Regions from separate parts of the Homo sapiens genome. Here region 1 is linked to region 2. A link is a loop called in an ENCODE intact Hi-C map of the cell type or tissue named here. Cell type or tissue: heart right ventricle. All regions are shown on one strand. Links, peaks and the distances in the headings refer to the core of each region. The heading gives the core; the rest is flanking DNA.

Region 1 (16,786 bases), core at 3,271-11,270, 89 kb before region 2:
CATGATCTTGGCTCACCACAACCTCTGCCTCCCAGTTTCAAGTGATTCTCCTGCCTCAGCCTCCTGAGTAGCTGGGATTATAGGCATGTGCCACCATGCCCAGCTAATTTTGTATTTTTAGTAGAGATGGGGTTTCTCCATGTTGGTCAGGCTGGTCTTGAACTCCCGACCTCAGGTGATCTGCCCGCCTTGGCCTCCCAAAGTGCTGGGATTACAGGCGTGAGCCACCACGCCCAGCCAAAGAGCCTTTTATACTAAGAGAAGCTACAGAGCACTGGAAATCTGGGGATCCACAGGCAGAGGCAGATGGGGTGATGCCATGTCTGAGGTTGTGTTTGTTATTGTAGGGCTGTCACTAGACAGTCTTCAGGTAAGATAAATCTGGATTTAGCTAAGAAATGAGTTTATTCTAGGCCAGGCACGGTGGCTCACGCCGGTAATCCCACCACTTTGGGAGGTCGAGGCAGGCGGATTGCAAGGTCCGGAGATCGTGACCATCCTGGCTAACATGGTGAAACCCCATCTCTACTGAAAATACAAAAAATTAGCCAGGCATGCTGGCGGGTGCTACTCGGGAGGCTGAGGCAGGAGAATGGTGTGAACTGGGGAGGCGGAGCTTGCAGTGAGCCGAGATCATGCCACTGCACTTCAGCCTGGGCGACAGAACAAGACTCCATCTCAAAAAAAAAAAAAAAAAAAGAATGAGTTTATTCTAAAACAGCGCTACATAAGGGAGAAGAGCACTAAGTATAAGATCTGAAAGCGTCTTAAAGCTTAGGTGGAAAGTTGTTTTCAAGGTGAAGAGCAACCAACATTACAAAGGAAATGAGAGGGAGAGGGCAGGATGGAGGGTGAAAATCAGATTCTAGATCACAGAGTGTTTTACCCTGACTCAAGCCTGTTCATGGGATGAGTCATGAAGGAGGGGTTGTGTTTTGGCTTAGGCTGAGGGTGTGTCAAAAATCAGTGGCCTAGAAGAAAGAGAGAAACTTAAATAGTTTCCTTTCTTTTCTGTTTTTTTGTTTGTTTGTTTTTTTGAGACACAATTTCACTCTTGCTCAGACTAGAGTGCAGTGGGGCCATCACAGCTCACTGCAGCCTTGACCTCCCCAGGCTGAGGGGATTGTCCCATCTCAGCCTTCAGGGTAGCTGAGACTACAGGTATACAACCCCATGCCCAGCTAATATTTTTGTATTTTTTGTAGAGACAGGGTTTCACCATGTTGCCCAGGCTGGTCTTGAACTCCTGGGCTCAAGAGATCCACCCACTTCAGCCTCCCAAAGTGCTGGAATTAGAGACGTGAGCCATCAGGCCTGGCCACAAGTTTCCTTTGGAAGCATTTTGTTCAGAGTAATCAGTAGAGGCAAAACTGTTCAGCTAGTTATTTATAAGACAAAGAATGGGAATTTGGAGGGCCTTGTTACAGGTTAAAAAGGCGGGAGCCAGAATTGATGTCAGTGAAGGATGTTTCTTTGCACTGGGCTACTTGTCCAGAACAGAAAGAACTGGGCATGGTGGTGGGGGTCAGGTGATTTCATATATATATATATATATATATATATATATACATTTTTTTTTTTTTTTGAGACGGAGTCTCACTCTTTGTCCCAGGCTGGAGTACAATGGTGTGATCTTGGCTCACTGCAACCTCCGCCTCCCTCCAACCTCGCCTCCTAGGTTCAAGCTATTCTCCTGCCTCAGCCTCCTGAGTAGCTGGGATTACTGGCGTGTGCAACTATGCCTGGCTAATTTTTCTATTTTTAGTAGAGATGGGGTTTCATCATGTTGGCCAGGCTGGTCTCAAACTTCTGACCTCATTATTTGCCTACCTCAGCCTCCCAAAGTGCTGGGATTATAGGTGTGAGCCACTGTGCCTGGCCTCTTAAATCATGTTTATTACCAGGATTACAGGGCTTTTGTAAAATTGAACTTTATCAGCTGCTTGGTTTTGTATTCAGTGAGTTGGTTTAATTAGAGTGAAATTGCACAAATTAAAATGTCTTGGAGGGCTGACATATGTCTTCCATTTAGGTATTCTTGACATATACTTTATAACAAACTGATAACCTTAAGCAACTTGTTTAACTGAGTTCTTCAACTTGTTGTAGCAAATTATTAAATCTGATAGTAGAGTTGTTGGTTTTATACACATTTGGTTAAAAGGGTGGTCCCTAGGGCTTGCATTTGGCATCTGCAGTAGGGTCCCTGTTGTGGAACTGAGCCCTCAATTTGTGGGGTCTGTGGAAATGTTAAGTGGTGTCAGCATTGAATTATTGAACACCAGTTTTTCTTGGAGAATTGGCTCGTGTTCAGCAAATGCTACATATTTGCTGTCAGAAGTAATGTTAGATAAAATACACCATGGGTCAGAACCATAACTCTGAATTTGTCATTGTTACTCATTATAGGTTCAGTATGTATTCACCCATAAGCATAATTTTGCCTCTTCAGTTTCCAGTTAGTTAATACTACCATTAACATACCATCCATATAATGCTGAAAAGCCATTCCTACTACAGGGTGTCTACCCAAAGGAGTGGAAATCATTACATCAAAAAGTTCCCTGCACTCATGTGTTTATTGCAGACTATTCACAATAGCAAACATACAAAATTAGCCTAAGTGTCCATCAACAGAAGATTGAATAATGAAAATGTGGTATATTCACACAGTGGAATACTATTCAGACATTAAAAATAATGAAATTGTGTCTTTTGCAACAATATGGATGGAATGGGAGGCCATGATCTTAAGTGAAACAACTCAGACACAGAAAGACAAATACTGCCTGTTCTCATTTATAAGTGGTAGTTAAAGAATGTGTACAGGGACAGGCACGGTGTCTCACGCTTGTAATCCCAGCACTTTGGGAGGCTGAGGCAGGTGGATCACGAGGTCAGGAGATCAAGACCATCCTGGCTAATGCGGTGAAACCCCATCTCTACTAAAAATACAAAAAATTAGCCAGGCGTGGTGGCACATGCCTGTAGTCCCAGCTACTCGGGAGGCTGAGGCAGGAGAATCCCTTGAACCCAGGAGGCGGAGGCTGCAGTGGGTGACAGAGCGAGATTCCGTCTCAAGGAAAAAAAAAGAAGAATGTGTATATATGTGGACAGTGAAGACTCATGGGGATGAGGGAGGTTATTTGGTGGATAATGGGGGTTGCTCCAGGGATGGATGCACTGAAAGGCCTGACTTTACAAGGCAATATATCAATGTAGTAAAATTGCACTGGTACTCCATGAATATATATATATAATTTATACATATATGTGTATATATATATATATTATACGTGTGTGTGTGTGTGTATATATATATATAAAAGGAATGCACATTTTAGGGTATTACCCAAGGCTACTGAATTAGTAATTCTTGGAATGGGGCCCAATGATTTTTTTTTTATTTTTTATTTTTGAGACAGAGTCTTACTCTATTGCCCAGGCTGGAGTGCAGTGGTGCAATCTTGGCTCACTGCAACCTCTGCCTCAGCCTCCCGAGTAGCTGGGACTACAGGTGTGCACCACCACGCCTGGCTAATTTTTGTATTTTTAGTAGAGATGGAGTTTCACCATGTTGGCCAGGCTGGTCTCGAACTCCTGACCTCAAGAGATCCACCTGCCTCAGCCTCCCAAAGTGCTGGGATTACAGATGTGAGCCACTGCAACCAGCCCCAATGATCTGTTTTCTTTCTTTCTTTTTTTTGAGACCAAGTCTCGCTCTTTCACCCAGGCTGGAGTGCAGTAGCACAATCTCAGCTCACTGCAACCTACCTCTGCCTCCCAGGTTCAAGCAATTTTCTGCCTCAGCCTCCCGAGCAGCTAGGACTACAGGCACCCGCCACCACGCCCGGCTAATTTTTGTATTTTTAGTAGAGACGGGGTTTCATCATCTTGGCCATGCTGGTCTCGAACTCCTGACTTTGTGATCCACCCACCTCGGTCTCCCAAAGTGCTGGGATTACAGGCATGAGCCACCGCGCCCGGCCTCCAATGGCCTGTTTTTTAACAAGCCCTTCAGATGATTCTCATGCATGAGAACTAGTTCATCAGAGCAACCTGTTAAAATATAATGCAAAAAGATATCACTAAAATGTAAATATAATTAGTAACTAAATTGGAACACTAGAGAATATTGATTTGATTCAGAGACATCAAGAAAGGATGAACGGGGGAAAAACACAAAAATTGTGCTGAAAAGATTTTTGTTTTCTTTATTTGCCTCAATCTGTTTGACACATGCTAAAATCTGAGGCTATGGGTCATGCAGTTTACTCACACATTGCAGTGCTCATAGGACTTGACTTTTTTTTGAGTTTTTTTTGAGATGGAGTCTCGCTCTGTCACCCAGGCTAGAGTGCAGTGGCGTGATCTCGGCTCACTGCAAGCTCTGACCCCCGGGTTCACGCCATTCTCCTGCCTCAGCCTCCTGAGTAGCTGGGACTACAGGCGCCCGCCACCACGCCTGGCTAATTTTTTTGTATTTTTAGTAGAGATGGGGTTTCATTGTGTTCTCCAGGATGGTCTCGATCTCCTGACCTCGTGATCCGCCAGCCTCGGCCTCCCAAAGTGTTAGGATTACAGGCGTGAGCCACCGCGCCTGGCCAGGACTTGACTTTTAAGTTAATTTTTTGATGTTGTTGACAATGTTATTTTTGGTTTTGTCTCTACATGCTAACAGTTCATGAATTTTTCAACACATGGGGGAACATTGCTGGGTTATAGATTATAGACAAACTTCAGTTTACTAGGAAATCATAATAGCATGTGTGGATTAACTGTCTGACCAGGCCGGGTGCTGTGGCTCACGCCTGTTGTCCCAGCACTTTGGGAAGCCTTGGTGGGTGGATCACCTGAGGTCAGGAGTTTGAGATTAGCCTGGCCAACATGGTGAAACACCATTTCTACTAAAAGCACAAAATATCCGGACGTGGTGGCGGGCGCCTGTAATCCCAGCTACTCGGGAGGCTGAGCCAGGAGAATTGCTTGGACCCGGGAGGTGGAGGTTGCAGTGAGCCGAGATCGCGTCTTTGCACTCCAGCCTGGGCAACAAGAGTGAAAATCTGTCTCAAAAAACAAACAAACAAACAATGCATACATGTCTGTTTATACATTTTTTTCAGGCTTAATTTACTTTATTTTTCTTGTATGAAAGCCCTATGTTGTAGCCACAGCTGGAGCCTGGGTCCTCTGCACAGAGACTCTGGTGTGGGTCTTAACGAGGTGGTCAGTGAATTCCTGATAGGGAGACTTGGTGAATACAGTCTCCTTCCAGAGGTCAGGGGTTAGGTAGCTGTAGGTCTTAGAGATGACATCAAAGGTGGCCTTGGCGAAGTTGCCCAGGATGGCAGTGCAGCCCCGGGCTGAGGTGTATCAGTCACTGATACCAGCCATCATGAGCAGCTTCTTGGGCACAGGCGCTGAGACGATGCCAGTGTCCCTGGGTGCGGGGATGAGGCGCACCAGCACAGAGCCGCAGTGGCCTGTCACCTTGCAAGGGACGGTGTGGGGCTTGCCGATCTTGTTCCCCCAGTAGCCTCTGCGCACGAGGACAGTGGAGAGCTTGGCCAGGATGATGGCCCCGCGGATGGCAGTGGCTGCCTCCTTGGAGCACTTAACTCCCAGACGGACATGGCCATTGTAGTCCCCGATGGCAACAAACGCCTTGAACCTGGTGCACTGGCCGGCACGGGTCTGCTTCTGCACTGGTGTAATCAAAACCTCGTCCTTGAGAGAGGCCCCCAGGAACAAGTCAATGATCTCAGATTCCTTGATGGGCAGGGAGAAGAGATAGATCTCCTCCAGGGACTAGATCTTCATGTCCTTGACCAGGCAGCCCAGCTTGGTAACGGGCATCCACTTCTTATCCTCGGCCTTGCCTCTCAGAGCTCCGCGGCCCCGGCCCCGGATGCCACTGCCGAAATCTCCGCGGAAGCCACTGCGGTTCCCCATCCCAGGGTCCCCAGGGCCTCTGGACCCCCGCGCTGCACCTGCGTCATCAGCCATTTGGTGTTTTCTTGGAGAAGAAGCTATACCTTTTAATATTTATCTTTTAGTTATCTCCATGTGATTATGTATTATCTCCATATGATTATATATTGTGTTTTTACTGGATTAGCATTCATGTTGAACATACCGCCTTTGTGGGCTTTCATCTGTGAAATAATTCTCAGTCATTTAATTCATTTGCATAGTAAATGCAAATGTTTGCTTTGTTTCTCTCTTTTTGTTTTAGGCATACTTTATACACGAATCCTTTTTTACATGGAGGGATTGGTAATATTTCCTTTCAGATGGTGGTTTATCTTTTAAATTTATTCTACTTAGATGAACTCTTCCTAAATTTTTTATTTTTTTAGATAATGTCCAGCTCTGTCACCCAGGCTGGACTGCAGTGGCATAATCAGCTCACTGCAGCCTCAAACTCCTGGGCTCCCAAGTAGCTGGGACTATAGGCATGTGCCACCACACTTGGCTAATTTTTTAATTTTGTGTAGCCAGAGGGTCTGCCATGTTGCCGGGCTGGTTTCAAATTCCTGGCCTCAAGAGTTCCTCTTGCCTTGGCCTCCCACAGTACTGGGATTATAGATGTGAGTCACTATGCCTGCTTCTTCTTAATGTAATTAGAGTTCAATTTACCAGACTTCTCCTTTGGAAGCTACTTTATTTTCTTATATAAGAAGACTCTTGTTAAATAAGAAAAACATTTTTTCTGGCTGGGCGTGGTGGCTTATGCCTGTAATCCCAGCACTTTGGGAGGCCGAGGAGGGCGGATCATGAGGTCAGAAGATCATGACCATCCTGGCTAATACGGTGAAACCCCGTCTCTACTAAAAATACAAAAAAATTAGCCAGGCGTGGTGGTGGATGCCTGTAATCCCAGCTACTCAGGAGGCTGAGGCAGGAGAATGGCATGAACTCGGGAGGCGGAGCTTGCAGTGAGCCAAGATCACGCCACTGCACTCAAGTCTGGGTAGACAGTGCGAGACTCTGTCTCAAAAAGAAAAAAAAATTTCTGTAATTTCTAAAAGTGTGCTGCTTTTGTCTTTCATAGGTGTTGTATATTCTTCTAATTTAATCTTTAGGTCTGTCTCTTGAAACTGGCTATAAACTTTATCTCTGCTCTGGTGTGTCTCCAGGGATTTGGTTGGGGATGGTTACATTGCGCCTTTCATGGGATACTTTTGTTTACCAAAAATAAGGCCATTGAGGCAGATACAATTTGATAAAGTTTTATTGTAAGCCAAATTTGAGGATCAACTTGAGAAGACACACCAACAAATTTGGATGTGTTCCAAAATTGATTACAAGTTGGATGCCTTTATGAGAAAGTTTAGGAGAAGCTGGAGGACTATTCATACCGGAATTGTCATTTTCCTTGAAGGGTACAATATAGACGTTACAATCATTGCCTATAGATGACAGCTGACAGGCTAAAATGTTCTAAGTGGAAGACAATCAGCAAAACATGATTCAGAAATAAATCAGTGTCTTTTTTGATGTTAGTAGATAACGTTAATCATATCAACAGTTTGAAGAACTCACAATAAGATTTGAGGGACTCATGATAAGATCCTTTACTCACAGACAGAATGTAAGCCATTTAATTAGAAGACTTCTCGCCAGGCGTGGTATCTCATGCCTGTAATCCCAGCACTTTGGGAGGCCTAGGTGGGCGGATCACCTCAGGTCAGAAATTCGAGACCAGCCTGACCAACATGGCGAAATCCTGTCTCTACTAAAAAATACAAAAATTAGCCGGGCATGGTAGCGGACACCTATAATCCCAGCTGCTCGAGAGGCTGAGGCAGGAGAATTGTTTGAACCTGGGAGGCGGAGGTTGCAGTGAGCTGAGATCGTGCTATTGCACTCCAGCCTGGGTGACAGAGCAAGACTCCGTCTCAAAAAAAAAAAAAAAAAAGAAGACTTCTCCAAGTGGGTTGATTTGGAAACCTGCCAAATGTGACCTGTAGGTTATCACTTCTTTATCTTGGCAGGGAGCTTAATGCCTATATGTGAGACCAGTGACCTGATTCCTGTAGACTTCAAAGCCTAATGTGTGTAGAGAAAGAGTCTACCTCTCTTAGTCACTTAGGACTGCTATACCAGATTGCCATACACTGCATGCCTTAGACAACAAACATTCATTTCTCAAAGGTGTAGAGGCTGAAAGTCCAATATCAAGCAGATGAGGCCTCTGGTAAGGGCCTGCTACCTGGTTTGAAGATGGCAGTCTAACCCTTATGTCCTCACATGGTGGAGATATGTCTGTAATGTCTGTCTAGTTTTGGTGTTAGGGCAATGTTGGCCTTATAAAATGGAATAGAAGGTGTTTCCTCTGCTTCTGTTTTCTGGAAGAGATTGTAGAGAATTGGTATCATTTCTTCCATAAACGCTTGCCAGAATTCAGCAGTGAAATCGTTCTGACCTGTTGCTTATTTTTTCTGGGACATTTATTATTTATTAATATCTTCAGTAGATACAGGCCTATTCATATTACTTAGGTCTCTTTTTGTGAGTTTTGGTAGATAGTGTCTTTCAAGGAATTGGTCCATTCTGTGTAATTTTATCAAATATGTGGGCACTTAGTTGTTCCTAATAGTTTTTTATGGTCATTTTACTGTCCATGGGAGTAGTAGTGATGGCTCCTCTTTTTTCTGAGTTAACTTGGCTATGGGCTTATGAATTTTAATGATGTTTCCAAAGAACCATCTGTTGGTTTGTTGATGTTTTCTACTGATTTCTTCATTGCTATTTCATTAATATCTCTTCTCATCGTTACTTTCCTCTGTTTGATTTACATTAATCTTGTCATTTTTCTCTAGTTTCCTAAAATGGAAGGTTAGGGTGTTGATTTTAAACCTTTACTTTCTAGGAAATGCATTTAATTCTTTAAATTTCCCTCAAAGCACTGCCTTTACTCCATTCCAAAGATTTTGCTAAGATATATCACTTTTCATCAACATTGCAATATTTACATTTTGCTTGACAATTCTCCTTGAAGTTTGTGTAGTTGAGAAGTTTGTGGCTTCAATCTCCACTTTGTTGAGGTTTTTCAACTATGCTTCTGTTACTAATTTTTACATTAATTCTAATATGATTTGATCGCATACTTTAAAAAATTTGTTCAAGTGTGTTTTATGGCTGAGAATATTGTTCATCTTGGTGAATATTTCATGTAGGCTTGAGAAGAATATGTATGCTGTTGTTGAATGAATGATTCTATAAATATGTTTCAATTAAATCCAGTTGATTGATAGTGCTGTTGAGTTCAGCTATATCATTAGTGATTTTCTGCAGAACTGATCTGTCAATTATTGATAGAGGTGAGTTGTTTTCCCTCAACTATAATCCTAGATTTGTGTATTTTGCCTTGTGGTTTTATATGTTTTTGCATTATGTATTTTGATGCTCTGTTTTATGGGCATAGATGTTAAGGATTATTATGTCGTGTAGGATTGACTTCTTGATCATTATGAAATCTCTCTATCCCTTGTAATTTTTAAAAAATCTAAAACCTGATTTGTCTGAATGTAATATAGGTCTTCCAAATTTCTTTTGATCAGGGCTAGAATGGCATGTATTTCTTCATACTTGTGTATTTAATGTATCTGTGTCTTTCTGTTTAAAATACTTTTTAAAAATATAGTTTGGGGCCTTGTTTTTTATTTCACTCTGCCAGTCCCTTTCTTTTTTACTGGTGAATATAGATAATACACATTTAAGTGGCAGTTGGCATAATTGGATTCAGATAAACATGTATATTATTGTTTTCTATTTGTTGTTCTTCTCTGTGTTTTTTAACTTCTCTTTTCTGCCCTTTTTCCTTTTAGCTGAGCATTCTATATGATTTTATTTTCTATATTATATATCTATATAGTCTACTTTTTCTTAGATTCTATTAGTGAGTTCCCCAGAGTTTGTAGTATAGCATTCACAACTAATGGGCCTTCAATTTCAAATAGTACTATACTGGCTTCAGGAATAGTGCTGGTATAATAGACAGTTCCGAAGTGTGATAGACTGTTCTTCCTCCCATCACATATAACATTACTTTCATTCATTAGTTCAACTGGGAGCTATAAACTACTGAATACATTGTTGATATTATTATTTTTTCTTTTGAGACAGAATCTCACTCTGTTTCCCAGGCTGGAGTGCAATGGCATGATCTCGGCTCACTGCAACCTCTGCCTCCTGGGTTCAAGCAATTGTCCTGCCTCAGCCTCCCTAGTAGCTGGGATTACAGCTGTGCACCACCACGCCCAGCTAATTTGATATTATTATTTTGAATAAACCTATATCTATTAGATCAGATAGGTATAAGAAGAGTAAAGAATTTTTTGTGCCTTCATTTAATTGTTTCCTAACACTCTTCATATATATGTGTGTGTATACACACACACACACACACACACACAATCTGAATTTCTAACCCATATCATTTTTTTCTTTCTGATGAACTTCTTTTTTTTTTTAACTCAGACCAGGTAATTTCAATTGTTTTACCTTCATTTTAGTTTTTTTTTTCCACTGGTTGCTCACATCTGTTGAATACCTTTAGTGATGTTTTCATTTAAGTTGTTGTATCTTGCAGCTGCAGAAATTCTATATGGCTCAATTTTTAACATATTTTGGTATTATTTTATCCCTACATCAATTTTCTGGTTTTCTCTTAGTTCTTTGTTTATTATTGTCTTTACTAAGTTAAATATATTTAAGACAGTTGCTTTACTGTTTTTATTCAGTAAATCCAGTGTCTGAGGTTTCTCAGATTTATCTCAAATTGTTTCCATTAATGAGTCGTATTTTCATGTTTCTCTGTTTTATTTATTTCTCTGGGGTTTTTTTGGGGGTGGGGGTATTGAAAAGGAGACATTTGAATGTTATAACTGGGTAACTCTGGAAATCAGATTTTTGCCCCTTAATTGTTTGGTATTCTTGCTTGAAGGCTGAAATTATTCATTTCTTTTTCTTTTTTTTAAATAGAGACAGAATCTCACTATGTTGCCCAGGCTGGTCTCAAACTCCTGGCCTCAAGTGGTCCTCCTCCCTCAGCCTCCCAAAGTTCTGGTATTACAGGCTTCAGCCACTGCACCTGGCCTATTCATTTGTTTAGTAACATTTCCAAATTAGTTTGCAGAGACTGTATTTCCTACTGGGTATAAACACTGAAGTCTCTGTTCTTTAGCTTGTGATCATGCAGTGTTCTGACAGAGATTTCCTGACTTTAGCTTGTGTTCATCCAGCGTTCTGACAGAGATTTCCTGAATGTTAGAAGCTAAAAGTAAAAAAGAAGATGAAACAAACAAAAACCTGACCTCTTCCAGTCTTCATGGATGGCTCTCTGCTGGGGCATTCTTTGAGCACTTAGCCACAGTATTTACTACTGTAGCCTTCTCTTTCTGTTTAAATCTGGATGTTAGCCAGAGCTGAAAAACAGAATCCCCACCCATCTTTTATAAAAATATATTGTTTCCTGTGCCTGCGTGGGGCTTTCTCCATTCCCCAGTATATCTGGGTGCTTTCAAATATGCTTATTTGTAAAGAAAAATTATACCCTAGCCTTTTCTCCTGGGACTTAGATGGTCTAATATATGTCTTTTTTTTTTTTCCTTGAAATAGTGTCACTCTTTCACTCAGACTTGAGTGCAGTGGCACAATCGTGGTTCACTGCAGCCTCAACCTCCTAGGCTCAAGCAATTCTCCTACTTTCCTGAGTAGCTGGGACTACAGGCATGCGCCACCATACCCACCTAATTTTGTTTATTTTTTGTAGAGATGAGGTCTCCCCACATTGCCCAGGCTGGTCTTGAACTCCTTGCCTTTAAGCAATCTGACCCCCTTGGTGCCGAGACCAGCTCAGTCGTGGAGAGCCTAACCCAGCGGCACTAGAGGAATTAAAGACACACACACACAGAAATTTAGAGTGTGGAGTGGGAAATCAGGGGGCTGACAGCCTTCAGAGCTGAGAGCCACAAACAGAGTTTTACCCACATATTTATTGACAGTAAGCCAGTGATAAGCGTTGTTTCTATAGATTATAGACTAACTAAAAGCCTTCCTTACGGGAAACAAAGGGAAGGGCTCTGGCTAGTTATCTGCAGCAGGAACTTGTCCTTAAGGCACAGATGGCCCATGCTATTGTTTGTGGTTCAGGAACGCCTTAAGCAGTTTTCCACCCTGGGTGGGCCAGGTGTTCCTTGCCCTCATTCCGGTAAACCAACAACCTTCAGCATGTGCGTCATAGCCATCACGAGCATGTCACAGTGCTGCAGAGATTTTGTTTATGGCTAGATTTGGGGGCCTGTTCCCAACACCTTGGCCTCCCAAAGTACTGGGATTACAGGTGTGAGCCACCACACCTGGCCTTCTAATGTATGTCTTAGTCATCTTGTGTTGTCCTAGGTGGTTGCACACTTTTTGTGTATTTTACAACATTTTAAAGTAGTTCCTGCCCAGTTTGACTCTGATTGGATTCTGTTGTAGATGAAATAGAAAAGAGAGCCTTGTTTCAGACCTTCGGTTAGTCCCCAGACTGATTCAAAAATACAAAGGCAATAATGTGGAAACAAAATGTGATCTGTACACTCTGTGGTGATCAGAGTTCTACACTGGGAACTCTGCTGTCTTCAGGACTGGCAATGAGATGGGCAGAGATGGGGCCAAAGAAAAAACAATACAAGGCTTTTCTATCATTTTTCACTTTCCTGTTTATGTATCTTTTTCTCTCTGTTAATAGTATGGGATGTGAAAAATTACAGTTTTAAATCTTCTGTTTGTTTTTGTAAAGCTGTCTACTTTCTTGATGAGAAGGTTTTTTTTAAGCATCTTTAGACATTTATGACTTCTATAAAAATTGGTTTATGTAATGTTATTGATTATTAAATGTCTGCTGTTGAGATTTATGGAATATAATTGATATTCATGAAAGCTGACACTGAATTCTGTCTAAGAACATTTGCAGTCTGTCCTCTTCTTTTCTTTCTCCTTCGACATTACCCAGTAGAAAGTTACAATTTTTTCTATTTAGTTGGTAAAATCTCTTTTATTAGTCTTTTGTCATACTTAACTACATTTGATCTACAGGGAACCAGTCACCAGCTTCCAAATATTCTCTCTGTGTAATCACGTAGGATAGGCTAAATCCCCCAAGTAAGACATTGAAAAAACAACAACAACAAAAATATGAAATATCATCTACCAGAGTTGCACATTAGGGACCCTGTGCCTAGAGTGTTTCTTTGTGTATGTCTTAGTCTATAAGACTGTTTTTTTGTTACTTACAACAGGATACCAGAACTGGGGTAATCTATAAGAAATGATATTTATTTTTTGCAGTTCTGAAAGCTGGGAAGATCAAGTAAGGTCAAAGTGGGCATCTGGTGGGAATCTTCTTGCTGATGGGGACTCTGTAGAGTCCCTGGGTGGTACAGGGCATTACATGATGAGGGGGCTGAGTGTCTAGCTGAAGTATCTTCCTCTTCTCATAAGGACACCAGAACCTCATCTGTGATAACCAGTTTATTTATTAAGCCATTCATACATGAGTGGATTAATCCATCCATGTGTTCCAAACCCTCAAGACCCACTCACCTCTTAAACCACTACCTTTGATTACTTCCACATTGGAGATTCAGTTTCAGCCTGCATTTTGGAGGGGAAGACATTCAAACCTAGCAGTGGCTGATTGGGTACACTTCCTCTGCTGAGGATGTAATACAATTCCAAACTCTCAGAGGGAAGTTAGGAGTTAAGCAAATACCATAATTTTTACACAAATAGTTTAGGCACACTCCACCCCCTTTATTAGTTATGCTTACGGGGCCCTCCCCTAAATACATTGTCTAGACACCACGAAAGGTTCAACATTGTGAACAAGCAGTTGTAAGGATATGCCGTCTCAGGACTGCTAATTGTAACTCTCTTTTGCACAGTAGGTGGTAGGACTTTGTCATGACAAGGACTACAGACCCACTGTAGAAACAGACATTAGGAGTAATCCAGGCAATAAGATTCACTTGCATAATTCACCAATAAGAGATATGTTCCTACTCAACTGTTATTTTAGCAAGCCCAATTCCAGCATCAGAATTCCAGCATCAGACAGTGAGTGCAGACACAGAATAAGAGTGGATTTACCACGTCATTGAATAAATGCTTGGAAACCACAGCATCATGGGAAGTTTATGAAGGTGAGTATAGGTTCTCAGTACTGTGAGTTTCAACCTTCCTTTTCTGGACATATGGGATGTTTCAGGACTCAGTGGCCTTTGAGGATGTGGCTGTGAACTTCACCCATGAGGAGTGGGCTTTGCTGGGTCCATCACAGAAGAATCTCTACAGAGATGTGATGCGAGAAACCATTAGGAACCTGAACTGTATAGGTATGGATGACATCATGTCTTCATTTGGTCAATTAGAGACATTTGTTTTGTGGTCATCAATGCTGTTCAGTGATTTGAAATATGGAAAAGGGATACAGTTCATTCCTGAACAACACAGGGTGAAGTGCCAGGCCCCAACCTGTTGTATGTCCTCATATAATCTTTTGTCTGCCACAGCTTAACCTACTTTTGACCAGCAGCCTTATCAGTCATATAAACAAGTGACGAGCACATATATGTCATATGTATTGCATACTGTATTCTCAGAATAAAGTAAGTTAGAGAAAGTAAATTTTTTTTCTTTTTTTTTGAGATGGAGTCTTGCTCTGTCGCCCAGGCTGGAGTGCAGTGGCTCCATCTTGGCTCACTACAAGCTCCGCCTCCCGGGTTCACACCATTCTTGCCTCAGCCTCCTGAGTAGCTGGGACTACAGGCGCCCGCCACCATGCCCAGCTAATTTTTTGTATTTTTAGTAGAGACAGGGTTTCAACATGTTAGCCAGGATGGTCTCGATCTCCTGACCTTGTGATCTGCCCACCTCGGCCTCCCAAAGTGCTGGGATTACAGGCATGAGCCACTATGCCCGGCCTAGAGAAAGTAAATATTAATAAGAAAATCTTAAGGAAGAAAAACTATATTTACTCTGCATTAAGTTGAAATGGATCATCATGAAGGTTTTCATCCTCATCTTCACATTGAGTAGGCTAACTAAGAAGAGGGGTTGATATTGCTGTCTCAGGGGTAGCAGAGACTGAAGAACATTTATATATAAATGGACTTGTGCAGTTCAAACCTGTGTTGTTCAGGAGTCAACTATAGTTCAATGAATGAATCATACATGATTGTAGTGTACATAAAATCTTAACAATTTTTGTATCATTTTGTAATAATTTATAGTGAATTTTCTGGATCTCTCTTTTAGGAATGAAATGGGAAAACCAGAACATTGATGATCAGCACCAAAATCTCAGGAGAAATCCAAGGTAATTTGTACTTATAAGAGACAGGTGATGTCCTTGCAGTGTTTCTGAGAATGACAAGAACTTTTAAAAAGAAGCAAAGATTATGAACAAGCCCAGCTTAAATTTATTTATTCTTAGAAAAATTTCTCTATAAAAATATATTATTAAATGTGACATAAATATATTATTAAATGTGACATAGCTATTCAGTGTTTGCAAAGTAGTTCCCATGGAAACAATATTAAGATTTCCCATATGAGGCTGGGTGTGGTAGCTCATGCCCGCAATCCCAGCACTTTGGGAGGCTGAGACAGGAGGATCACTTGAGCCTGGGAGTTTGAGGCTGCAGTGATCTGTGATGGCACTGGTGCACTCTAACCTAAGTGACAGAGCAAGACCCTGTCTTAAAAAAAAAAAAAAGGCCAGGCGCAGTGGCTTATGCCTGTAATCCCAGCACTTTGGGAGGCCGAGGTGGGTGGATCCACGAGGTCAGGAGATCGAGACCAACCTGGCCAACATGGTGAAACCCCATCTCTACTAAAAATACACAAAAATTAGCTGGGTGTGGTGGTGCATGCCTGTAGTCCCAGCTACTTGGGAGGCTGAGGCAGGAGAATCACTTGAACCTGGGAGGCGGAGGTTGCAGCAAGCCGAGACAGCACCAGCTGCACTCCAGCCTGATGACAGAGGGAGACTCCATCTCAAAAAAAAAAAAAAAAAAAAAAAAGAATTAAGAATCCCCATGTGCATATCATTGTCTTGAAAATAGCTGGGATTGAGTTATCTTGCACAACATTCAGTCCATTCACATTGAAGCAGGACATGAAGCTTATAGCTTGCCTGATAATGTTAAAAATGTAAATCTAATACCTGTTGATAAATATAAATTCAATAATAAACCTTTAGTAATGTACTTTTCATTTTTTACAGGTGTGATGTGGTAGAGAGATTTGGTAAAAGTAAAGATGGTAGTCAGTGTGGAGAAACCTTAAGCCAGATTCGAAATAGTATTGTAAACAAGAACACTCCCGCCAGAGTAGATGCATGTGGAAGCAGTGTGAATGGAGAAGTCATAATGGGTCATTCATCCCTGAATTGCTACATCAGAGTTGATACTGGACACAAACACCGGGAGTGTCATGAATATGCAGAGAAGTCATATACACATAAGCAGTGTGGGAAAGGCTTAAGTTATCGCCACTCCTTTCAAACATGTGAAAGGCCTCACACTGGAAAGAAACCCTATGATTGTAAGGAATGTGGAAAAACCTTCAGTTCTCCTGGAAACCTTCGAAGACATATGGTAGTAAAAGGTGGAGATGGACCTTATAAATGTGAATTGTGTGGGAAAGCCTTTTTTTGGCCCAGTTTATTACGTATGCATGAAAGAACTCACACTGGAGAGAAACCATATGAATGTAAGCAGTGTTCTAAAGC
Region 2 (16,786 bases), core at 5,173-13,172:
AGGAGACGGGTGAATCACCTGAGGTCAGGAGTTCGAGACTAGCCTGGCCAACATGGTGAAACCCCGTCTCTACTAATAATACAAAAAAATTAGCTAGGCGTGGTGGCACACGCCTATAATCTCAGCTACTTGGGAGGATGAGGCAGGAGAATCGCTTGAACCCGGGAGGCAGAGGTTGCAGTGAGCCGAGATGGTGCCATTGCACTCCAGCCTGGGCAACAAGCGAAACTCCGTCTCAAAAAATAAATAAATAAATAAATAATAAAAAAATAAAAATAAATAAAAAATAAAGCAATGCCCATCCTAATATTTAGCATCCCACCACAAACATAAAAAATATGTATGATAAGTTACTTTAATAGAGTAAATCAGTAAACCACAGAGGTTTAAACCCTCTTATTACTAGCATTGTTTAAAAAAAAAAAAAAGAGAGACATGGGGTCACACTAGGTTCCCCAGGCTAAGAGTTTAAGAGGTCAAGAGATCCCTCCCTCCCTTCCTTCCATGTTTTTATTTTTCTTTCTTTCTTTTTGGTCAGTGGATATACTTCAAGGAAAAGGGGTACTTTCTCTAATGGGACAGTTACAATTTTTTTTCCTCCAGAGAGGCTCAGTTCAGTGTCATCAGAGTTAGGGGCCTCCTCCATGGCAATAGTTCCTTCATAGGGTTTAAGGATCTCTAGCCTATGTCAGGTTTAAACTAACCCCTTTGTTATGCCACTGGGGAATCATGGATATTGTCCCGTCTATGCCCCAGGGTCAGGATATTTGTTGTGATAAAGGTACCTGAAGCAGCAGCAGCAGCAGCAGAGGTCCTTAAGGTCCTGGTGAGCCCTTTGCCTTTTGGGGTGTGGACTCAGTGCGCCACCTGATGGCTGCCTTTCCTCCCTTTCTCTCTCCTCTTTAAATGACTACTGTTTCAGGAGCACCTCTTGTACAGGGTGTATATAGTCCACCCTCCCGCTGCACCCTGGCACCCTGCACACCGGGCCAACCCAGCATCAGGCACAGCTTCACTCTAAACACACAGATAGATCCAGCATCAATTGAAGGAGGGGTCCAATAGCATAGTCCTACTCTTAAATGCCAAAGAATTATTTTTAAAAAGGCAGACTCAGTCAGTTGAATATAGAACCCATACTTGGTAGGGCTCAACATGCAACACAGAGCAGCACACTCGAAGCACCAGCTTTCTAGCCAGCAGTAGCTCACTGGACATGTTGGCCATCAGGCAGGACAGTGGGTTAGCAAGTCAGAGCAAGAGAAGATCTACAAAAATAACTCGGGCGTGGTGATGCACACCTGTAATCCCAGCTACTCAGGAGGCTGAGGCAGGAGAATTGCTTGAACCTGGGAGGCAGAGGTTGCAGTGAGCTGAGATCACACCACTGCACTCCAGCCTGGGTGACAGAGCAAGACTCTGTCTCAAAAAATAATAATAACAATAATAATTAAAAAAATAAAGGCCAGGTGCGGTGGCTCATGCCTGTAATCCCAGCACTTTGGGAGGCCAAGGCAGACAGATCACGAGGTCAGGAAATTGAGACCATCTTGGCTAACATAGCGAAACCTCGTCTCTACTAAAAATACAAAAAATTAGCTGGACGTGGTGGCACATGCCTGTAGTCCCAGCTACTCAGGAAGCTGAGGCAGGAGAATCGCTTGAACCCGGGAGGCAGAGGTTGCAGTGAGCGGAGGTCGTACCACTGCACTCCAGCCTGGGCAACAGAGCGAGACTCCATCTCAAAAAATAATAATAAAGAGATGAAGGACCCACAAGTGGTGATCAGTGTCTGGACAACATGCTCACGGCACCAATCATTGTGGTCACCTTCAGAGACATAGTTCTGACAAAACTGATGATGGTCTGGCACTCACAGAGGGGGTATTAAAAGGCTTATTGCTCACATTGTTGAGATCTTGGGAAGAGCAGGACAGACCCATCAAGCATAACTGAAATGGCCTGAGAGAGCAAAGAAAGGAGCCTGGCCTGGTTGTTTACTGTGGTTGGGGTAGAGTTGGGCACAAGATCCCCTGTATGGGCATGTAGTTACATGGTTTAAATCTCTTGCCTATGACAGAGAAGGGAGCCCTTAGACTCATCAGCTTGTCCAGGTGTGGTCACAAGGGAAAAAGGGAACGCTGAGTCTTAGGTTGTTAGCAAACATTAAATACGGATTCCGGGCCAGGTGTGGTGATTCGCGCTTGTAATCCCAGCAACTTGGGAGGCCACGGTGGGAAGATCATTTGAGGTCAGGGGTTTGAGACCAGCCTGGCCAACATGGTGAAACGCTGTCTTTACTAAAAATACAAAAATTAGCTGGGTGTGGTGGCACACGGCTGTAATCCCAGCTACTGGGGAGGCTGAGGCAGGAGAGTCACTTGAACTGGGAGGTTGCAGTGAGCCGAGATTGTGCCACTACACTCCAGCCTGGGCGACAGAGTGAGACTCTGTCTCAATAAATAAATAAATAAAATAAAATGCATTATGGATTTGGGCCTAATTTAAATATAGCAGGAGTTTCAAAGATTATATAAACTTTAGTAGTTTTCCTCACATCAATTAAAACAAGAATTCAACTGTGTTTTCCTCTTACCAACGGAATCAGGAAGTCATTTGTCTTAGCAACTGTATACCCTTTTAAATTTCAAAGTTCTTTATGGACAATCACATACAAAAACTGATCTAAAAATGAAAAAAGTACCTGAGAACTTAAACATACTCATCTCGTATCTTGAGGTTCTCTGGCCTCAAGAAACAAACATTTTGTTTAGTTCCAGAATTTTCTTGCTTACTCCCACCATATCTAACAACCTTCATTTTCAAAGTGAAAGAAACTAAAATCTTACACACTGACACAGGCAATAAAATTATAAAATAAGGGAAACCAGAGTTGAAGGGCCACAATGCTCAACAGATAAAATAATCCAAAGGAAACATAAATATTCTAATTAGCTCAGATAAGCAGGCTGCTTCCCCACAATTCACAAGGAAAACCCACATTCAAGAGGTTAAACACCTTAACATGCTTGAGGTCCATGCTCTCCCTCTGACATGTAACTTCTAGAGTGGAATAGTCCCTGGTGATGAAGGGAAGAGACACTTGAGTAGCCACAGGAATGAACTCTGGGAGCTCCGTACACCCTAACTGGCCCCTGGCAGTGTGAAAATACTTCCTCTCCCAGGCTTCAATTCTTGGGCAGAAGAAACTCTCAGCTGGATTTACTTTAAGGTTCTGGCCCAAAAATAACCTCCGAAATTCATTAACCCTGTGTCCTGGAGACAGCACTCCTGAACTTCACATGCTTTCTCAGTATGTAAGAATTATACTCTGAATGTGGCAACATTGTGAATGCAAAACAAACCTCATGTCTAAAAAACACGCCCAAGAAAACCACAATTACAACCTCAGAAAGCAACCCCTCCACCCAAAACATGTGCATGTGGATCCCCAGCTTTCCAGTGCTCTGTGGCTTCTCTTGGTATAAAGGGCTTAATGGTATGAACAGGGAGGCTCCCCAAGAAGAACCAACAGGGCCTTTAATTACTGCTCTTGGCAGGCTCAAGGGTGGCCTTAGCTTGGGCAGTGATGTTACTTTGGACCACCACTGATATTGTATTTTTATTTTATTGTAAAGACAGGATTTTGCCATGTTGCCCAAGCTGATTTTGAACTCTTGGACTCAAGCAATCCTCCTGCCTCATGAGCCACCCAAAGTTCTGGGATTAGACATGAGCCAACACAGCCAGCCTAAACAGATACTTTAACTGAGACAAACCCAATGTTTGAAGAATTCTGCAAAATCTCTCAAATCAAGTATTGATGTGTAAAGTGTTAAGAAAATTGTAAGGCACCTTAGCAAACCAGCCCTAGTCCCTGAAATCCACAAATGTCTATTGTTTGCAGAAAATGAAATGTCAGTTATTGGGCCGGGTATGGTGGCTCATGCCTGTAATCCCAGCACTTTGGGAGGCTGAGGCAGGCGGATCATGAGGTCAAGAGATGGAGACCATCCCGGCAAACATGGTGAAACCCCGACTCTACTAAAAATACAAAAATTAGCCAGGAATAGTGGTGGCGCCTGTAGTCCCAGCTACTCAGGAGGCTGAGGCAGGAGAATCACTTGAACCCGGGAGGCAGAAGTTGCAGTGAGCCAAGATTGCACCACTGCACTCCAGCCTGGTGACAGAGCAAGATTCCGTCTCAAAAAAAAAAAAAAAAAAAAAAGAAATTTCAGTTATTATTTCTATGGCAATAAATGTTCTCATAATCATATTTGGATACTTCTAGGTGTTGTATGGCTATGCTCTGAAATTCCATTTGAAATCACCACACAAAAAAGAACAGACCTCAGAAACTTACTACACAACCTAAGGCGAAGAAAAAAAGAAAAAAATGTTCACCAATTTCAGTGTAATACTGAAGTGTTTTATTTTTTATGAAATTCACCTCTTTCTTGCCTCTTTAAAATTTTTTATACTTTTGATGACATAATCTTAATATTTGTAAAAACCTAAAGACTCTACAGGAAAACTGTAAGAATAAACGAGTTCAGTAAAGTTGCAGGATACAAAATCAACAAAAATCAGTAGCATTTCTATATGCCAACAGTGAACAATGTGAAAAATACATTTAAAAAGTAACCCCATTTATAATAGCCACACATAAAATTAAATACCTAGGAATTAACCAAAGAAGTGAGAGCTCTTTATAATGAAAACTATAAAACACTGATAAAGGAAATTGAAGAGGATACCAAAAAAATGGAAAAACATTCCATGTTTATGGATTGTAAGAATCAATATTGTTAAAATGTCCATTTACCCAAAGCAATCTGCAGATTCAATGCAATCCCCATCAAAATACCAAGGATATTCTTCACAGAAATACAAAAAACAATCCTAAAATTGATATGGAACCCCAAAAGACACAGAATAGCCAAAGCTATCCTAAGCAAAAAGAACAAAACTGGAAGAATCACATTACCAGACTTCAAATTATATTACAGAGCTATAGTAACCAAAACAGCATGGTACTGGCATAAAGACATACACATAGAGCAACAGAACAGAAGGGAGAACCCAGAAACAAATCCACACAACTAGAGTGAACTCATTTTCAACAAAGGTGTGAAGAATACACACTGGGGAAAAGACAGTTTCTTCAATAAATGGTACTGGGAACTGGATATCCATATGCAAAAGAATGAAACTAGATCTTTATCTCTTGCCAAATACAAAAACCAGATCAAAATGGATTAAAGACTTAAATTGAAGACCTCAAATCAGGAAACTGCTACAAGAAAACATTGTGGAAAATCTCCAGGACGCTGGTCCAGGCAAAAATTTCTTGAGCAATACCCAACAAGCACAGGCAAGCAAAGCAAAAATGGACAAATGGGATCACATCAAATTAAAAAGCTTCCGCACAGCAAAGGATACAATCAACAAAGTGGACACAACGCAAAGAATGGGAGAAAATATTTGCAAACTACCCATCTGTCAAGGGATTAATATAACCAGAATATATAAGGAGCTCAAACGCTACAGGAAAAAAAGTCTAATAATCCAATCAAAAAATGCACGAAAGATTTGAATAGACAGTTCTCAAAACAAGACATACGAATGGCGAACAGGCATATAAAAAGGTGTTTATATGAAAAAGTGATCATCAGAGAAATGCAAATCAAAACTACAATGAGGCCGGGCACGGTGGCGCACGCCTGTAATCCCAGCACTTTGGGAGGCCAAGACGGGCAGATCACGAGGTCAGCAGATTGAGACCATCCTGGCTAACACGGTGAAACCCCGTCTCTACTAAAAATACAAAAAAAAAAAAAAAAAAAAAAAAATACAATGAGATATCATCTCACTCCAGTTAAAATGGCTTAAGTCAAAAAGGCAGGCAATAACAAAAGCTGGAGAGGACGTGGAGAAAAGGAAACCTTTGTATACTGTTGATGGGAATGTAAATTAGTACAACCACTATGGAGAACGGTTTGGAGGTTCCTCAAAAAACTAAAAATTGAGCTACCATATGCCATGCAGCAATCCCACTGCTGGGAATATACCCAAAAGAAAGGAAATCAGTGTATCGAAGGGATGGCTGCACTCCAGTATCTGTAGCAGCACTGTTTCAATAGCTAAGATTTGGAAGCAATGTAAGTGTCCCTCAACAGATGAATGGATTTTTAAAATGTGGTACAACTTTGGGAGGCCGAGGCAGGTGATCACCTGAGATCAGGGGTTCGAGACCAGCCTGGCCAATATGGCGAAATCCCGTCTCTACTAAAAATACAAAAATTAGCCCCGTGTGGAGGCACATGCCTGTAATCCCAGTGACTCGAGAGGCTGAGGCACAAGAATCGCCTGAACCCTGTAGGCGGAGGTTGCAGTGAGCCAAAATCACACCAGTGCACAGAGTGAGACTCTGCCGGGAAAAAAAAAAAAAAAGTGGTACATATAAACAATGGAGTACTATTCAGTCATAAAAAAAAAAGAATGAAATCCAGTCATTTGTAACATGGATGGAATTGGAGATCATTATGTTAAGTGAAATCAGCCAAGCACAGAAAGATAAACATCACATCTTCTCACTTATTTGTGGGATCTATTATAAAAATCAAACAAGCCGGCCACGGTGGCTCACGCCTGTAATCCCAAAACTTTGGGAGGCCAAGGCAGGTGGATCACGAGGTCAGGAGATCGAGACCATCCTGGCTAACACGGTGAAACCCCGTCTCTACTAAAAGTACAAAAAAAAGTTAGCCGGGCATGGTGGCGGGTGCCTGTAGTCCCAGCTACTCAGGAGGCTGAGGCAGGAGAATGGCTTGAACGCGGGAGGCGGAGCTTGCAGTGAGCCGAGATCGCGCCACTGGACTCCAGCCTGGGTGACAGAGAGAGACTCCATCTCCAAAAAAAAAAAAAAAGAAAGAAAATCAAACAACTGAACTCATGGACTTAGAGAGTAGGGTGGTTATTAGAAGCTGGGAAAGGTAGTGGGAGCCTGAGAGAAAGGAGAGGACAATTAATGGGTGGAAAAAAAAACCACACAGAACTGTACATTTTAAAATAACTTATAGAGTGTAACTGGATTGTTTGCAACTCAGATGCTTGAGGGGATATCCCTTTCTTCACGATGTGCTTATTTCACGTTGCATGCCTGCATCAAAACATCTCGTGTACTCCATAAATATATACACCTACTATGTACCCACAAAAATTAGAAATAAAAAATTATAATACTTTTAGTAGCTATTGATTATATACCTTTCAGATACATGAAGAAAATGACACACAAGTGAGTGGTCAAATCTTTTCAAGAATACAAAGTCAAGGACGGGCAGTGCCGACCTGAAACTGCTAAAAAAGACAGGTCACCCAGGGAAGTTTCCAAAGAGGAGCCCCAACCCAAGAGTTCCTGCAGTGTGTCTGTGCTCAGGAGAGATACTGGAAGGAGAGTCATAAGGATTTATGTAACAATTCCAGGTGGGTATTCTTTGCCTTCCTCCCATGTAAAATATCCGCAAACAAAAAATAAATCCGTTAAAACGAGTCATCCCTGGTTCTTCGGAAAAATGAGAAACACGGCGTCCGTGTGAAATGCACCAGAGGCCAAACAATTGACAATGACGCTGTGAACTGGAGAGGGGGCGTTAGACTTTGGGAATGCGGGAAGGGATCCGCAAACTTAGGAATTTACTGCCAGCCCCAGGAAGAGATAGTCTGGAGACAGGATTATGGATTTGACACCCTGCTTTCCATACATTTGGAAACCTCAAGGGAAGATGGGTGACCTTTATGGAGAAAGGAGGGACTGAGGATCACACAGAACACTGCTCCTCCCACGCACGAACCCCACACACGAGTCGGAATCCTCCCCATGACCCTCCCGGGGCTCCCGTGCAATCTGGGGAGACACGAGGCTGCGGCGTGCAGCTGCCCAGAGAGGGCGCCGAGGCTGAGGCCGGGGCCGCAGGCGTCGCGCAGGAACGGGACAGGATGCCCGGGGTCCCGGATGCCAGCCCAGCCCCACTCTGCGGCCGAGGGCACTGAGGGCCCAGCTGCGCCAGAGGGACCCGGGTCCCAGACCCCAGAGTCGCCGAGGGGAGCCCCGGGTCCCGCCACAGCCGGTTCCGGCCGGTTCCAACCTGTCCCTCCTCAGGTCTCGGGACACCGGCCCCGCACACTCACCATTTTCCGGCTTCCAGGTGTCTGGCCGTCCTCCCTCATCTCCTGTATGCAGCATTGGTCACAACGCGCGTAGCGGGAGATATTACTACGGTCAGGTGATAGTCGAGGTGCCCAGCAACCGCGCTGCGTAACGACGTACGACGCCCACCTCTTTTATGCCGCATTGCCCCACCCACCTTCCACGTGGCGCCTCTGATTGGACAGTTCACGAAGCCCCGCCCTCTTCACATGGAGTGACAGAGCTGCGAAAGGTCATGTCGCCGGGGAAACCCTGCTTCAGTCCGGGGGGAAACCAGTCCCAGCGAGGGGCAGTTGAGTAGAAGCCGAACTTGTTCCCAGCCTCTCGATGGACTCTGGCATCCTGTCGCAGCTGTTTCTGAACGCGGGGACAAAAGTGTGCGCGGCGAATTCCAGCCTCAGTTGCCAGATGTAGTGACCCTTTAAGGAACAAATCCACAGCAAGAGGGTCACCCAGGCAAGTCCAGATTGGAACAAGAGGGTCTGACTCCTCCGGGGGCCAGGGACTTGGCCTGAGTCTAGAGGGCACTCGTGGAACTGTGAGCTCCGTTCACAAACACAGACACTTTAAAAGTGACTTCGCCGTGTGTAATGAGTCTAGCTCCATTCTGACATTGACGGCTAACGGCATTGAGACCTCCACCCATTCCTTCCCCAATCCCCACACATTTACTTTAAATAAAGAATCCCTTGGCCTCCAGAGCCTTTTACACACAATCTCTTTGAACCCCACATCCCTAGCATGGATGCAAGGACGCTTATCAGACTAACCACAGCTGTGAGATATGTTCAATTAAACTCTGAAGTGTACATTTCACACTACAGGAAAATTTATTTTAAATAGGTTACAGATTGTGTTCGCAGAGAACTTTGAAATGTAAACGACTATGATATACCTAAGGTAATTGAATCCCTATTTTCACTGATACAAAAATGAACAATAAAAAGTGATGTAAATTAAGGTATATCTGGAAACTCTTAGTATGCTTAACAGATTAATCAAAAATCTGAAGTCATATTTATTTGAAAAGCTATATCAGAATAAAACACACTACACAATGCATCCCTTTTAAGTGTACAATTCAGTAAAGTATATTCAAAGATGCAAACAGATAATCACCACAGTCAATTATAGAACATTTTCTTTTTTTTTTTTTTTTGAGATGGAGTCTCACTCTGTTGCCCAGGCTGGAGTGCAGAATGCAATGGCGCGATCTCGGGTCACTACAGCCTCCGATTCTGGTGTTCAAGCGATTCTTCTGCCTCAGCCTCCAGAGTAGCTGGGATTATAGGCGCGCGCCACTGTGCTTGGCTGATTTTTGTATTTCTAGTGGAGACGGGGTTTCACCATGTTGGCCAGGCTGGTCTTGAACTCCTGACCTCAAGTGATCCACCTGCCTCAGTCTCCCAAACTGCTGGGATTACAGGCATGAGCCACGGCACCTGGCCTAGAACATTTTCTTTTTTTCTTGTTTGAGACGGAATCTCGCTCTGTCGCCCAGGCTGGAGTGCAGTGGCGCCATCTCGGCTCACTGCAAGCTCCGCCTCCCGGGTTCACACCACTCTCCTGCCTCAGCTTCCCGAGTAGCTGGGACTACAGGGCCTGCCACCACGCCCAGCTAATTTTTTGTATTTTTTAGTAGAGACGGGTTTCACCGTGTTAGCCAGGATGGTCTCGATCTCCTGACCTCGTGATCCGCCCGCCTCAGCCTCCCAAAGTGCTAGGATTACAGGCATGAGCCACCGCGCCAGGCCTAGAACATTTTCATTACCTCAAAAAAGAAACTCCTGGCAGGGCACGGTGGCTCATGCCTGTAATCCCAGCATTTTGGAAGGCCAAGGCAGGAGGATAGCTTGAGCCCAAAAGTTCATGACCAGCCCTGACAAAAGAGCAAAACCCCATCTCTAAAAGAAAAAGAAAAATTAATTGGGCATGGTGGTGCACACCTGTGTTCTCAGCTACTCAGGAGGCTGAGATGGGAGGATTTCTTGAATCCAGAAGTTTGAGAGTGCAGTGAGCCTTGACAGCCTGGGCTACAGAGCAAAACCCCATCTCTTAAAAAAGAAAAATTTAAAAAACAAACAAAAAAGCAAAGCGGCTGCTCTATTTTCCATTCTCACCAGCAGTGTATGAGGGTTCCAAGTTCTCCATATCCTTGACATGTGTTATTATCTCACTTTTTCATTCTACCCATCCTAGTGGGTTTGAAGTGGTATTTCCTTGCCTTTTTGTTTAGCATTTACTTAATGATGTCCAGCATCTTTTCAGGTCCCCTTGCTCAGTTGTTTATCTTCCTTAGAAAAATGTATATTCAGCTGGGTGCTGTGGCTCACACCTGTAATCCCAGCACTTTGGAAGGCCGAGGTGGGCCGATCACTTCAGCCTAGGAGTTTGAGACCAGCGTGGCCAACATGGCAAAACCCGTCTCGACTCAAAATACAAAAATTAGCCAGGTGTCGTGGCACATACCTGTAATCCAAGCTACTCCAGAGCAAGACCATGTCCCCTCCGCCTCCAGAAAAAAAGCTGTAAAACAGGCTCTGGCAGATCATTCAGGAAGTATTCTGAAAGGTTTTTGTCTTTTTGTTTTCTGGGTTTTTTTTGAGACGAAGTCTGGCACTGTCGCTGGAGGCTGCGGCAGGAGAATCACTTATACCAGAGAAGTGGAGGTTGCAGTGAGCCAAGATCGCATCACTGAACTCCAGCCTGGGCAACAGAGCAAGACTCTGTCTCACAAAAGAAAAAAAAAAAAGAATTACTAGGGCCGGGCGCGGTTGCTCATGCCTGTAATCCCAGCACTTTGGGAGGCCGAGGCCAGTGGATCACGAGGTCAGGAGATCGAGACCATCCTGGCTAACACGGTGAAACCCCGTCTACTAAAAATACAAAAAATTAGCCGGGCGTAGTGGTGGGTGCCTGTAGTCCCTGCTACTCGGGAGGCTGAGGCAGGAGAATGGCGTGAACCCGGGAGGCGGAGCTTGCAGTGAGCTGAGATTGCGCCACTGCACTCCAGCCTGGGTGACAGAGCAAGACTCCGTCTCAAAAATAAAAAGAATTACCAAGGGTAGAATTAAGTTCACCTCTTCACTATATCAAATACAGAGAAATTTTTTGCTTCCTTAAATAGGAATCAAGCAACCAAAAAGCAGCATAAGTTCTGCAATAAATTCTTTTAAATACCCTCTTATTGATACACCTTACAGTCATTACTGGTTTGTGGTGGTATTTATTATTTTTTTATTTTTTGAGAGAGTCTCACTCTGTTGCCCAGGCTGGAGTGCAGTGGCGTGCTTGGCTCACTGCAACCTCCACTCCCAAGTAGCTGGGATTACAGATGTGCACCACCACACCAGGCTAATTTTTGTATTTTTAGTAGAGACAGGGTGTTGCTATGTTGTCCAGGCTGGTCTCCAATTCCTGGCCTCAAGTGATCTGCCCGCATTGGCCTCCCAAAATGCTGGGATTACAGGGTGAGCCACCGCGCCCGGCCTGTGGTAGTATTTATTACCACAATTTATTACACCCTGCTTGACAACAGGGACGTCCCTGATAGTCCTTGGAAAGAAATCACTCACAACATGATTTGACTTTTGGTATTATGCATATGAAAAACTACTATCATCATAAAAGTTGTAATCAAATAAGCATGAAAACTAAAATTTATGAGGAAAAAAAGGCCTGAAGTTGTAAGCTCACAGTAATATTGACTCACAATGTTGGACAAATAGCTTAATTATAAAGTTTATCGGATCCATGATTGGAATGGGATATTTTAATATATATTCTCAATAAATACAAAACTCACCAGACAGTATGCAAGTTGCTTGCATACTGTTAATATTTCTAAGAAATGTGTAGAGAACTTTTGTTTGAGGAGGACATGTATATTGTTTGTAATCATATGTACTCAAACATAATTCAAAATAAACTGAGGGACTGCATTCAGCTATGAGTAACAGGAAACACCCACAATGTTTCTATAATGAATAAGGTGCTTATTCTCACATGAAAGAACGGGGTGAGACCCATCTCTGCATAATGCAGCAGAGGAACAAGCTCCATGTAGGGTTTTTCGTTTTGTTTTTGGATAGTGCCATTGTAGCTCTCAACCTGCATCAGTAACACTCACTGTCCCTATGGACAAAAATGTTTATGTACAAACTGGACCGTACAGGAACCAAGTCAGATCATCAGACTATTCCCAACAATGACAATATGAACTGATTACTTGGCAGATATATTAGGGCCTTCAGGAATATCCAAATGGCAGCTGAATCTTTGATATGAAGCTTTTAAAAACATCTATGGAAATCCATAACTTTGAGAACATGGAGGTGAAGTAGCTAGTGGTGGATTAGAGGATACTCTTTTTTTTTTTTTTTTTTTTTTTTTTGAGACAGGGTCTTACTCTGTACTCTGTCACCCAGGCTGGAGTGCAGTGGCATGATCTTGGCTCACTGCAACCTTCACCTCCCTGGCTCAAGCGATTCTCCTGCCTCAGCTGGGACTATAAGCACGCGACACCACACCCAGCTAATTTTTGTATTTTTAGTAGAGATGGGGTTTCACCATGTTGACCACGCTGGTCTCGAACTCCTCACCTCAGGTGATCCGACCGCCTTGGCCTCCCAAAGTGCTAGAATTACAGGTGTGAGCCAGCACACCCGGCTGAGGATACTCTTGATTGGCAGGGCAAAGAATCAGGAAAATGGGCTAGATGACCATGTCCAAACAGCCCATATGCATCTGTCTCTCCGTATGATGCCTCCAAAATCTGACTAATGCGTTCTTCACTTCTGCATTCTAAACTTCCAGGAATTTAGGCTATTGATGCAGTCTACAGGTAACCATGAAAGAAAGAAATTCTGGGCCAGGCACAGTGGCTTATGCCTGTAATCCTAGTGCTTTAAGAGGCTGAGGCTAGAGGGTGACTTGAGGCCAGGAGTTTGAGACCAGTCTGGGCAACATAGCAAGACACCATCTCTACAAAAAAAAAAAAAGATGAAAAACCAAAAATAAAAAGATTAGCTGGGCTTGGTGGCACATACCTATAGTTCCAGCCATTTGGGAGGCTGAGGTCGGAAGGCCACCTGAGCTCCAGAGTTTGAGGTTACAGTGAGCCACAGTCGTGCCACTGCACTCCAGCCTGAGTGACAGAGTGAGACCCTATTTCAGAAAGAAAGAAAGAAATGAAGTCTGAAAAGTTTAGTTCCCATTACCCAGATTGACATGACACAATCCATGAAAGGCATCTCCCATTTTAGATTTTATTATTCTATCATAGCTGTCTCCTTATCCCAAAATCAATTATACAAAGAGCAGCCAGAATAAATAACAAGGAGTAAAGAACAACAGGTTAAAATAATAATTCACGAGACTACAGTCTGTGATAAACTTTACATACTTAGAATTAACAACAACTCTTTAATAGGAAGCAAAATAAAATTATTTGAGCCAAGAAAAAAAAAATGGGCTAGGTGTGATGGCTCACACGTGTAATCCCAGACTTTAGGAGGCTGAGGTGGGTGGATCACTTGAGGTCAGGAGTTCTACCAGCCTGGCCAACATGGTGAAACCCCATCTCTACTAGAAATACAAAAAATTAGCCAGGTGTGGTGGCACATGCCTGTAGTCCCAGCTTCCTAGGAGGCTAAGGTGGGAGAATCACTTGAACCCAGAAGGCAGAGGTTGCAATGAGCCGAGATCATGCCACTGTACTCCAGCTTGGGCAACAGAGCACAGAGCGAGACCCTGTCTCAAAAAGAAAAAAGAAGAAAGAAAAAAGAAAAAAGGAAAAAAAAGGAGCTGTTCCAATAAATATGATGGAATGTATATAATGTGGAAAGGGAATCAAGAACCTGCTAAATGAAGCAAGTAGGTTCATACCAACATTTATTAAGACTTATTTTTCAGTGGTCCTCAATCACAGAACAATTAAGCAACCATATACAATTTAACATACCTGAATATGAGAAACACATTTAAATTCATTGTTGGATTAAACACATTTCAAAATGGAAAGACAAATATTTTATTTACTGACCTAAAACAACACTACCTATGAAATTCATGCACTATTGCTTTCAGATTACTTACAGGATTATATCAATTTAACATTTCTTTGTGAGATTAAGCATTTGAAATCCATAGTCAGAGAACTATTTTAAATATGAGCCACTAATTAACAAAATATACATATAGCTTCTACATTTCCATCAGGTTATGTATTTTCTAGAGACTACATGACCCGCTATGCATGAGGCTTTTTGAAGTACTTACATTTATAGGATTTTGCTGTATTAGAAGTTTTCAAATGACTTTTTTTTTTTTTCTGAGATGAGGTCTTGCTATGTTTTGCACACTGGTCTCAAACTCCTGACCTCAAGTGATCCTCCTGCCTCAGCCTCCCAAAGTGCTGGGATTACAGGTGTGAGCCACCACACCCAGCCAGAGCCAAAACATCTGTTCAAATTCAATACCTCAACTAGTGAGGCCCTGCTGGGATTGAAATCCAGCATCTCCTGTTTGCCAGACAAGTACTTTAACCCACAAAGCCACAGAGCCAGAGCCCTCAAATGACTTTAAAAGTATAATGGAAAACCTTCCTTGTAGTTTTCACATTTATAGTGTTTTGATCCAGGGTACATTCTTACATGTTGTTGAAAGCATGTGGGCTGGCTAAAAACGTGTGGACATTGCTTATATTCAAGAGCTTTCTCTTTTGTGTGTTCTTTCATGGCTTCAAGTGGAACTAAAATGACTAAAGGCTCTCCCACACTCTTTACATTTACCAAGGTTCTCTCCACTACACATTCATGTGTGACAGGGTTGTGTGATGACAAAACCTTTCCTACACCCTTTACCCAGGGTTTCTCTCAAATATGGGTTCCTTTCCAAAAAGCATTTGTTTGGTTTTCTCCATGATGAGTTCTTTCATGTATTTGAAAGGAACTAAAATGATTGAAAGCTTTCCCATGTTACTTACATGTATATGGCTTCTCTCTAGAATTCTTTCATGTATTAAAAAAGGCACTGACAGAATTTCATGCTTTCCCACGTTACTTACATTCATAGGGCTTCTCTTCAGTGAGTATTTTAATGTATCTGACATGAACCCAGAGCATTAAAGGCTTTCCCACATGCATTTATAAGGTGGTCCATCTTCAGCATGTGTTAACATGTGTCTCTGAAAGCTGGCACGGCAAGAATAGGCTTTCCCACATTCCTTGCAATGATAGGGTTTCTGTCCAGTGTGAGTCCTTTCATGTAGTCGAAAGGAACTAGAAGATCTAAAGGCTTTACCACATCGCTTACATTCAAAGGGTTTCTCACCAGTGTGAATCATTTCATGTGTTCGAAAGGAGTTGAGATAACTGAAGGCTTTCCCACATTGCTTACACTCATAGGGTTTCTCTCCAGTATGAGTTCTTTCATGTATTCGAATTGATGTTGAAGAAACGAAAGCTTTACCACAATGTTTACATACATAAGGTTTCTCTCCAGTGTGAGTTCTTTCATGTATTCGAAATGGACTCAGAGAATGAAAGGGTTTCCCACATACCTTACATTTATAAGGTCCTTCTCCAGTATGTTTTATCATGTGTCTTCGCATACTTGGGATACAACTGAATGCTTCCCCACATTCCTTACATTCATAAGGTTTTTCTCCAGTGTGAGTCCTTTCATGTATTTGAAAGGTACTGGCAGATCTAAAGGCTTTACCACATTGTTTACATACGAAGGGTTTCTCACCAGTGTGAATTCTTTCATGTAGTCGAAGGGAGGGGAGATAACTGAAGGCCTTCCCACACTGCTTGCATTCATAAGGTTTCTCTCCAGTATGGGTTCTTTCATGTATTCGTAAGGTTGGGGAACAACTGAAGGCTTTACCACATTGCTTACATTTAAAGGGTTTTTCTCCAGTGTGAATTCTTTCATGCACTTGAAATGAACTCAGAGAATGAAAGGGTTTCCCACATACCTTACATTTATAAGGTCCATCTCCAGTGTGCTTTATCATGTGTCTTCGAACACTTGTGATACAAGTGAAGGCTTTTCCACATTCCTGACATTCATAGGGTTTCTCTCCAGTGTGACTTCTTTCATGTGTTCGAAATCTACTGGGATAATCAAAAGCTTTCCCACACACCTTACATTTATATGGTGTATATCCACTGTGTGTGATGATGTGTCTTCTAATTCTTTTGAGAGAAAAGAAGGTTTTTCCACATTCCTTACAATCATAGAGTTTCTCTCCAGTGTGAATTATCTCATGTGTTCGAAAGGAGTGGTGAGAACTGAAGGGTTTCCAACACTGGTTACGTGTATCTGGCTTCTCTCCATATTCCTGATATTCCTTTGGTTCATGTCCACTGTGATCTTTGATGTGTCTATTAAGGGATGACTGACCCATGCTGACTTCTCCATATACAATGCTTTCACAGAGTTTCACTCCAGGGATTTTCTTGCTCAGATTCTGATTTGCAAACTGGCTAAAAATTCCTCCACGCTGACTACCATCCTTAGTTTGATAGAGTCTTTCTAACATATGACTTCTGTAAAAAATGAGACGGA

What was found. Hi-C counts contacts between places; a loop is a spot of excess contacts. Peaks named below come from ENCODE experiments on the same cell type or tissue, not always from the same donor. Only the 100,000 strongest peaks of a DNase experiment are listed, where the experiment ranks them.
Region 1: a loop joins it to region 2, with 2.5 times the contacts of the local background. A loop is called at or near these places in 6 of 110 quality-filtered maps.

The regions. Positions count from the first base shown.
Region 1 is chr19:12,273,557-12,290,342 of GRCh38, reverse strand. It overlaps ZNF44 (zinc finger protein 44), which reads left to right. Exons shown (of 4, transcript NM_016264.4): 2 at 14,261-14,387; 3 at 15,310-15,370; 4 at 16,280-16,786. It also overlaps the pseudogene RPS2P53. Among named protein-coding and RNA genes, the nearest start is that of ZNF44, 13 kb to the left of the region's middle. RefSeq lists a silencer at 802-1,002 and an enhancer at 981-1,070. In heart right ventricle, for the core only: no CTCF peak of the experiment used is centred there; no DNase peak of the experiment used is centred there.
Region 2 is chr19:12,186,551-12,203,336 of GRCh38, reverse strand. ZNF136 (zinc finger protein 136) reads right to left here. Exons shown (of 4, transcript NM_003437.5): 4 at 13,466-16,767. The coding sequence ends at 15,336. It also overlaps the pseudogene LOC100289333. Among named protein-coding and RNA genes, the nearest start is that of ZNF136, 32 kb to the right of the region's middle. In heart right ventricle, for the core only: no CTCF peak of the experiment used is centred there; a DNase peak (open chromatin) is centred at 8,386; H3K4me3 peaks cover 1,682 bases; H3K27ac peaks cover 1,318 bases.